3 separate regions of the Mus musculus genome follow, and regions 2 and 3 are each linked to region 1. A link is a contact called in ENCODE Hi-C or POLR2A ChIA-PET data. All regions are on one chromosome and are shown on one strand. The core of a region is the stretch at or near the end of the contact, and the rest is flanking DNA. Distances in the headings are between cores, read along the strand shown. Region 1 holds the start of Rasa4 (RAS p21 protein activator 4). Region 2 holds the start of Alkbh4 (alkB homolog 4, lysine demethylase). Region 3 holds the start of Polr2j (polymerase (RNA) II (DNA directed) polypeptide J).

What was found. Hi-C counts contacts between places; a loop is a spot of excess contacts on that map. ChIA-PET counts read pairs that join two places held with the same protein, here RNA polymerase II (POLR2A).
Region 2: a loop to region 1 is called in a map of CH12.LX, with 2.5 times the contacts of the local background. The contact joins the promoter of Alkbh4 here to the promoter of Rasa4 in region 1. A Hi-C loop is called at or near these places in 1 of 37 maps with a recorded cell type or tissue (CH12.LX). POLR2A ChIA-PET finds 5 or more read pairs at or near these places in 2 of 5 experiments (Patski and embryonic stem cell).
Region 3: a map of heart shows a loop between it and region 1 (2.4-fold over the local background). The contact joins the promoter of Polr2j here to the promoter of Rasa4 in region 1. A Hi-C loop is called at or near these places in 1 of 37 maps with a recorded cell type or tissue (heart). POLR2A ChIA-PET finds 5 or more read pairs at or near these places in 4 of 5 experiments (Patski and embryonic stem cell).

The regions. Positions count from the first base shown.
Region 1 is chr5:136,082,469-136,085,309 of GRCm38, forward strand. Rasa4 (RAS p21 protein activator 4) reads left to right here and starts at 1,448. Exons shown (of 21, transcript NM_133914.3): 1 at 1,448-1,709. The coding sequence starts at 1,645.
Region 2 is chr5:136,134,783-136,137,623 of GRCm38, forward strand. Alkbh4 (alkB homolog 4, lysine demethylase) reads left to right here and starts at 1,363. Exons shown (of 3, transcript NM_001347492.1): 1 at 1,363-1,512. The coding sequence starts at 1,396. Lrwd1 (leucine-rich repeats and WD repeat domain containing 1) reads right to left here and starts at 1,292. Exons shown (of 15, transcript NM_027891.4): 1 at 1,090-1,292. The coding sequence starts at 1,169.
Region 3 is chr5:136,115,253-136,118,093 of GRCm38, forward strand. Polr2j (polymerase (RNA) II (DNA directed) polypeptide J) reads left to right here and starts at 1,439. Exons shown (of 4, transcript NM_011293.2): 1 at 1,439-1,553. The coding sequence starts at 1,501.

The DNA of each region.
Region 1 (2,841 bases), core at 198-2,697:
TTTTGCCGAGGACCAGAGTTTGGTTCCAAGCACCTACAGTAGGTGGCTCCAATTTCAGGGGGAATCTGATACCCTCTTCTGGCCTCCAGAGGTACTGCATATGTGCACATAGCATAATAAAATCTGGTGGAGTGGTGCTGATGACGCACCCCTTAATTCCCAGCACTTGGAGAGGCAGAGGCGAGGGGAATCTCTGTGAGTTTGAAGTCAGCCTGGTTTATAGAGTTCCAGGACAGTCAGGGTTACTCAAAGAAACCCTGTGTCAAAAAAAAAAAAAAATCTGTATGTATGTCTGTATCCCCAATGGAATCTTATTTTGGGGTAAAGAAGAATAAAATGATGTCACTCGTAGCAGAATTTTTGACCAGGACACTCAAGGACCTAGGTTTGGTCACCAGTATGGGCAGCGATGGCGGGCTGGAATGCAGATCTAGGGCTAGGTAAGTATGGTTCACTTGCTAAACTGCTTTGCAAGCAGAAGAATCACTCGTTCCCAGGACTAATGGATAGCTGGGCATGGTGTTGAACTCTTGTAAAGAACTCCAGAAGTGGGCAAGATGGAGAAAGGTGGATCCTGGAGTCTCACTGGCCAGCCAGTCTAGACTACTGGGGAGGTTTCAAGCCAATGAGAGACCTTGTGTCTTACAAGGTGGGGCAGAGGAGATGGGTCAGTAGAAAGACTCCTGCCCAAGTCTGATAATCTGAATTTGATCCCTGGGACCCATTTGGTGAAAGTAAAGAAAAGATTCTTGCGGGTGTCCTCTGATTTCCACTTGGGACCACAACATGTAAGCCACACCCTAATCAATCAGCCAATAAAAAACAAAAATTTTAAAAAGGTAGCCAGAGCCTGGAGGTGGTGGTGCAGGCTTTTAATCCCAACACTTGGGAGGCAGAGACAAGTGAATCTTTGTATTCGAGCCCAGCCTGGTCTGTAGAGAGAGTTCTAGGACAGCTAGGGCTACACAGAAAAACCCTGTCTCAAAAATAAATAAATAAACAAATAAATAAATGGTGGACGGATCTTGAAGAATGAAATCGGAGGGTGATCTCTGGCCTCTACCTGCACACCTGAACACACACGAAACCACAATACAAACACGCCCCAAACAATCCTGTTTTCCAGATTTGATGTCCTCAAACTTTCCCAACTGCCTGAGTCTTCACATCTTTCCAGGTCTGTCACAGACAAGTTACTCCCAGCGTGCGGCCATTAATGGATTTGCAGCTATGCTGCACACCCAGGTCCCTCCGTGAGCCTGGGCTCTCTCTCTGAGAATCGAGAGCACCAGGAGGGATCCTGGTGGTGGAAGAATCTCCGGGTGCCAGCAGCTACACTTCGGGGCAGGCCCCGCCCGCCCTCCCTTCCAGGTGGCCAATGAGGGACGCAAGCCGCATAGGCCGCGCCCATTCTGGGCATCCAGGACGCTGATTGGTCCTTCCATGCAGTGTCTCCCCGCCCCCGCAGGAGGGGCGGGGAGGGGTGAATGGAGTAGCGGAGATCCCTCAGCCCCAGCGCTCCCCTCTCTGGCCTCCGCACCCGCCTGCCTGCAGCGCCACTCGCACTGTTCCCCCTCCTTACCCCGAGAGGGGACCCATGAGTCCGAACCCCTCCCCGCCAGGCCTCCACGTCGCCGACCCGCAATGGCCAAGCGCAGTTCGCTGTCCATCCGAATCGTAGAAGGGAAAAATCTGCCCGCCAAGGACATGTGAGTAGTGGGTACGGGTGGTGGCCACCCCAACTTTGATGGGATCCCCTTTTATATACTTGACCTTTGCGGGGGGTCCTTAGGGCTTCCCCACAAGGAGAGCAGCGGAGAGGATGTGGCGTGTACAGCCACGGAGGGGGACTGGCTACGAAAATGGGGACAGCGAGATTTGCTGTGAATACCTGACAGAGTGGAGGGGCAAGCTAGAGGCGGAGGGCTAGAGACAAGGGAGGGGCTTCTCCACCTGGGAACAGCAGGAAGCCAGGGCTCATAGGGGGGCAGGAGTTTTAAAAGACTGAAACTGGCACTGGGATGGCATCGCAAGAACTGCCCAGGGTGTGGCTGAAAGGGGCGGAGTGTCCCCCCCTCTCTCTGTAGTTTGGGAGTCCATAACAACCCCAAGAGTTGTCCGCCGGACTTGTTCGCTATTCGCTATTCATTTGGGCAAGGCATGCAGGTGTGAAAAGTGGGGGTGGGGGTGTAGGTCAAGGGGACAGGAGGGATGCATAGAGGCAGGATTTAGAGTCTCCCTTGACTTTGCCGGGCCTCTCCCTTTAATCGCTCCCTGCAAGGCATTTCTCCTCGGACCACTTTACAGATTAGAAAACCGATGCCGACAGACAGGAAATGTTAGCTGGTGGTGTCAAAGCAAGGTCGTGAATCTAGGGCTCCTAAAATGCATTACCGTCCTTCATAAAGCTTCCTCTAATCCATCGCCAGATTTGGGGAGCTTTCGGACACCCCTTTGTCACACTGTTTTTAGTGAGTTCCCGAGGTCAACTGCGTGACTCCTAGAACGTGTCTCGTGGCTTTCTTATGTCCTCATTTGCAAAGATTCAGTTTCCCTTTCTGGACCCAAGTGCTTGAAATCCTAGTGTCGGGGAGAAGCCACGATCATAAAACCGAAGAAAGGGCGGGGCAGAGGCCTAGGGTTCAAAGTGCGCTCCGGGTCCCGGTGGGTTTCCTGGCTACAGAGAACTGAGAATTGGGGAGGTGTGTGTGTGTGTGTGTGTGTGTGTGTGTGTGTGTGTGTGTTCATCTCTCCGGCGGGCAGGCGGGCTCTCCCAGCACTCTCAGTGCCAGGAGCGGTTCCAGTTCAAGGCCCCCTGGGCCTGAAGAGGCCAGCTCAGCA
Region 2 (2,841 bases), core at 113-2,612, 52 kb after region 1:
CCCATTAATTACCCCATCTGTCCCAGAGGGATTTCCACCAACAAAGTTCTTGTGCAAGCATGAAGCTTGCTTTAGACTTGGCTAGCCTGAACTATGTAGACTAGGTTGGCCGCAAAACTCAAGAGATCCCATCCTACACAACTCATTGCGTAGTCCAGGAAAGCCTTGAACTTAACTCTCCTCCCCCTACCCACGTGCTGAGATGACAGGCATGTGCCACCCCTTGGGAGCTGTTCAGGTGTTGATAGGGATGGAACCCTAGGGATACTCAGGCTCTGTGCATGTCTAGTAAGCAATGTAGCAACTGAGCTATGCCAACTGTTCTAGCCTTCTCACTTCCTAACTTACCTTTCTATGTATTACAGAGTGTCTATGTATCTGTGTGTGGTGTGTGGATAGGAATGGGCACAATCAAAGCGTGATTAAGGGGGTCATGGTTTTAGGGAGCTGCTTTGCTCCACTGTCTGGGCCCAAGGGATTGAATTCAGGCTTGATGACAGACAGGCACCTTTATCTGCAGATCATTTCTGTGGCCCATCTTCCCTCCCTTAAAGAGTACTTTGTTGCCGGGCAGTGGTGGCACACGCACGCCTTTAATCCCAGCACTTGTGAGGCAGAGGCAGGTGGATTTCTGAGTTCGAAGCCAGCCTGGTCTACAGAGTGAGTTCCAGGACAGCCAGGGCTACACAGAGAAACCCTGTCTCAAAAACAAACAGGCAAGCAAACAAACAAAACAAAATGACTTTAGAGCCCAAGACTTCCAAGTTCCTTCTTGTTTTTACTAGTTCCTGCTAGCCCGTTCCGTGCTACACAGGATCCCTCAACATCCCTTAGTATCTCATCAGTCTTTCCACTCCGCGCAAGGCTAAGGGCGTTCGCTCCAAGTTTATCTGACGCCGGGCGTTGGCTGCCAATCTCCCACATCTCCGTTTGGCGCGAGATTCGACTGGGGCTCGAATCCCGGATAACAGAATAACCCGGGCAGGAGGAGGAGACGGAGGGGTCTGAGCCTTGCATTCCGCCCATCAAACCACCCTGGCGGGGAAGAACCCCACGCCCCGGATCCGCTTCAACCCCACATGCTCTTACTTCAAACTCTGAATCTTCCCCAGCTTATCCGTCTTGGGTCGCCCACGTTGCAGGAGCAGTTGCGGCGTGAGAGGAGCCATGGGTGGCCGAGGGCTCAACCGAACCCGCGCCTCCACGAAGTCCGGTCGCTAAGGCCCGCTGCCGGGGAGCCCAGGAGGTGGCGCACAACAAACCCTTTGCGAGTCCGTTGCGACCGGAAGGAAGTAGAACGCCAGCCTTACGCCCCACCTCCTGCTTCTGCGATGACTACAACTCCCAGCGGCCCCTGCGTCTCGCGCCTGCGCTCTTAACTGATCGGAGGACGCGATGGCGGCGGCGGCTGAAGTTTCTCTTTTGCAGGAGTGCGGCTGTAAGGGCATCCGGACCTGTCTTATCTGCGAGAGACAACGCCACAGGGACCCGCCCTGGCAGATCTGCCTTCAGGTACGGACTAGGAAAAGAGTCATAGCCAGAAAATCTATTCATCTTAATGGGAAACTAAGGCCCAGCTTGCCTGTAAAACAGCCAAGGACCAAAGCCTCGCGGTAGGTGAGTTGTTTGGAGCGCTTATATCTTCAATATTCACAAAACCCAAAAGGTGGACCAAGTGCCATCGGCTGATTAATGGAAGGGCGGGGAAATGCTGGTGCACGCCGAGATCTCTGCATTTGAAAGGCAGAGAGGCTGGAGAACGGACCTCAGCCGCCCAGCAGGTTTTAGGAGTTACCTTGGCAGTAGGGAAGCGGCTGTCACACATCATCTCTGTGACTTTGGGGGGTGAGGGGTGGGGGTGGGGGGCAGTGGTAAATAACTTGGACTGAACGGGTCTGGTTTTGAGTGAGCTTCCGGAGCACAAGGGAGACTGCATGGAAATGGTAGGGAGTGCTGAACACTAGGCCGCCTGTATTAGACAGGGAATGAGCGACTTAAGACAGCACAGGCAGCCGGGCAGTGGTGGCGCATGCCTTTAATCCCAGCACTCGGGAGACAAGAGGCAGGTGGAATTCCGAGTTCGAGGCCAGCCTGGTCTACAGAGTGAGTTCCAGGACAGCCAGGACTACACTACAGAGAAACCTGTCTCCAAAACAGGCTTTGATTTGGGGGAAATTTTTTTGGGAAAACAAACCTGTATGAATCAGCTTTACAGCCGGGCAGTGGTGGTGCATGCCATTAGACTTAGCACTTGGGATGCAGAGGCAGGCAGATCTCTGTGAGTCCCAGGCTAGCCTGATCTACATAGGGAGTTCCAGGAAAGCCCATCTTGAAAAACAAAAACAAATCTGTCTTACAAGATACTAATAGGATCAGGAGTCAGGTAGGCCAGGAAGAATGTTAAAATGTTTCCCTTCTAGCTCTCTGTTGACCAGGCTAACACCTTCCATCAAAATGGGCAATGGATGGATGAATGAATGAATGAATGAATGAAAAATAACTTCAGAGCATTTGTATGGCCCTGGCAGTGCTGTAGCAAGTTGCTGGGATGCATAGCCAGGGGAATGCTTGAGTAGAGGCCTGAGATAGGAGCTGTGGGTGGCTGAGGCGACAGACACTTAAAGAGATCAAAGGGGCCTGAGCCAAGTTTTTTGTTTTAGTTATTTTCTTTAGTTAGAGGCCCCAGGGCGCCCCCTCCATAAGCTAAGATTGCAAGCATATGTCACTATGTCTGGATCATGGCAGCATTCAGAGTGACCAAACACCCAAGTGTTTATTATATCAACTGGTGAACTGAAGAGTGGGCAGTGTTGGTGCTGGCTTGAGGGAGGTCAAAGATAT
Region 3 (2,841 bases), core at 189-2,688, 33 kb after region 1:
TGGTGCTGCTGGCTTACGCCTTTAATGCCAGCACTCTTGGAGATGGAGGCAGGCAGCTTTCTGAGTTCGATGCCAGCTTGATCTACAGAGCAAGTTTCAGGACTGCCAGGGTTGCACAGAGAAACACTTGTCTTGAAAAACAAACAAAACCAAGACAACAACAACCAGAAGCAGCCAGGCGTGGTGGTCCATGCCTTTAATCCCAGCACTCGGGAGGCAGAGGCAGTCGGATTTCTGAGTTTGAGGCCAGCCTGGTCTACAAAGTGAGCTCCAGGACAGCCAGGGCTACACAGAGAAACCCTGTCTCGAACCCCCCCCCCAAAAAAAAAAAACAAAAAAACAACCAACCAGAAGCATCTTAAGGAAGGGTATACAATGCAGATGTCATAGCAACAGGATTCCCAGGCAGCCAAGCACACTGCATCTGCGCCAGGAAGCTGTAGTCTGACTCCTGAGCCTCTAGGATGATGCCATACACGTCTGTCTTCCTCAGTCAAATCTGTCTAGAATCCCAAAGACAACCAAACGTTCTTTATTATGGTTATGATTATTATTCTCTATTGTGAGTGCACACATGTGTAAATGCATACCGTGAAGGGAGGTCGGAGAAGTCTGTTCTCTACCACCACGTGGGTTCTGGGGACTGAATTTAGGTAATCAGATTTGGTCACACTCCCCCTTGCCCACTGGGCTGTCTTGCTGGCCCCTCCTAGGGGTTTGTTTCTAGGATGATTCTAAATTTCATCCGGTTGACAAGATGAGCCATCAGGGAGGCTGGAGAAATGGCTCAGCAGTTAAGGGTCTTACTGCTCCTGCAGGGGACTGGAGTTCGGTTCCCAGCACCCACTGGGGCAGGGGGGGCTCACAACCACCTGTAACTCCAGCTCCAGGTGACCCAACCCTCTTCTGGTCTCCAAAGGCACCTGCATATACGTGCCCATACAAGATATGCAAATAAAAATCTTTAAAAATAGGAAAAATAAAAGATTGCTACAGAGACCGCTGAAAAATGGCGAGGTGCAAAGCTTTCATCGTGTTTTTAGTTACCTGTGTGCTCAAGAGAAGATGCGCTGGTACCCCAAGCTCCTCCCCAACCTTTACATCCCTTCTTGCTCCACTGGTCCTCATCTAGAAGGCCTCATAAGTCCGCCAGTGTCGGCCCACCCGGGGGTCCTGCAGCAGCAGCCCACTTAGACTCTTAGTCCCATTCAGTCGGTACCGGGGAGCCAGCTACAGGTGGCTCAACTCCGGGCGCGGGAGCACGCGCCAAAACACTCAGCATGGACGCCTCGAACAAGGGTTCTAAACTGACGCATGCGCACGGCTCGCCCTCAGCCTTGCCTGCGCCTGCATTAGGTCATCCGAGCCGCTAGGGGGCGGGGGCCAGGTGCTTACACTGATTGGCTGCGGCTGAGAAATCCGGAAGTGGTCGCGCTTCGGGGCTCTGTTGGCGGAAGGAGACTGTGGGTTGGTGTCGGGGAGCGAGAGCGCGGCGCTAGGATGAACGCTCCTCCGGCCTTCGAGTCGTTCTTGCTCTTCGAGGGCGAGAAGAAGTAAGTGGAGGCCGGCGGAGGCGGGGACGGTTGCATAGGAGCCTGCCGGCCGTCAGCTCCGCTGGAGCGCCGCACTGCTCCTGTCTGGGGAAACCGAGGCGGGAGGCGGGCTTTGCTTTGAGTCTTCCGTGCTGCTCAATGCGAGTCTGCCCAGCTTCAGGCAGCGGCGCGAAGCACTGGCGCGTGCATGCATTTTGCAGTGGGAAATCGGAGGCTCTGGGACATGGAGTGTCTTGCTCCAGACACTTGGTTCATGATGACAGCTGTGAAGGGACAGAGACACAGCTCTCTTACACTCCTCAGCAACCTGAGGGTTTCTCCTAGATTTTCAGGGATCCCGACTTAGGCCAAACCCGGGTTCGTGGCTCCACGCTAAAAAGAATTTCAGGACTCTTCGGTTTAGTGAAGCAGGATTGGTGGGTTTTTAATTAAAGATACTTTAATATGGGCTTAAGCAGGAGGGTTCAGAGGAAGAGAGCGCTAAGAAAGTAAGACAGACGCAAGTTGGGTCTGTGTGCATTCAGAGAGCAGGGGGAAGTACTTTGCACTCGAGTGGCTACAGGTTTAGAGATTAAGCATCTAATTGTCTTTTGGAGGTAGGGTTTCTCTGTGTATCCTCCTTGACTGTCTTGGAACGAGCTTTGCAGACCAGACTAGCCTCAAACTCAGCGATCCACCTGCTTCTACCTGGGATTAACGGCCTGAGCCACCGGCTCTGGCTTTATGTAATTGTCTTAATGGTAGCCAAATACACTCTTTTGATGACTCAAAGTTTGCTACGAACCCTTCTCTCTTGTGTAACCCTTCTCTCGTGTGTGTGCCCCTTCTTGGAAGTCAGCTTAGTCTCTATCTCAGTGGGAAAAAGGTATGGAGGTGTGCTAGGAATCGTTTGTGAACCCCAAAAGATCATTAAGGAGCCGTTTCCATTAGGGTCTCTTTATCACAAGCTCGGGCTTGGGCTCTCCTCCAACCCAACCCTGACACAACAGGACAGGAAGAGAAGGCAGAGCAGCCTTGAACCCAGGACAAGGTTTTCTAGGGAGTGGGAGTGACGGGGTATGGAGCTTGGCAGGTATCTAACTGAATGTCTGTTGTAAGCTGACAGGTGGTGCTGTGAAGGGAGATGAACAATCACAAACTATCTGAAAGTAGATCTGAAGCAACCAGACTAATCTTTGATTAACTGTTGCTAGGGAGTAACTCTGGGGTATGGGCCAAGGGACAAGCCGTGAGGTCCTTCCTGGTACTTGGTTGCATCTTGGGTTCTGCTGTAGGTCAAGTTCTCAGG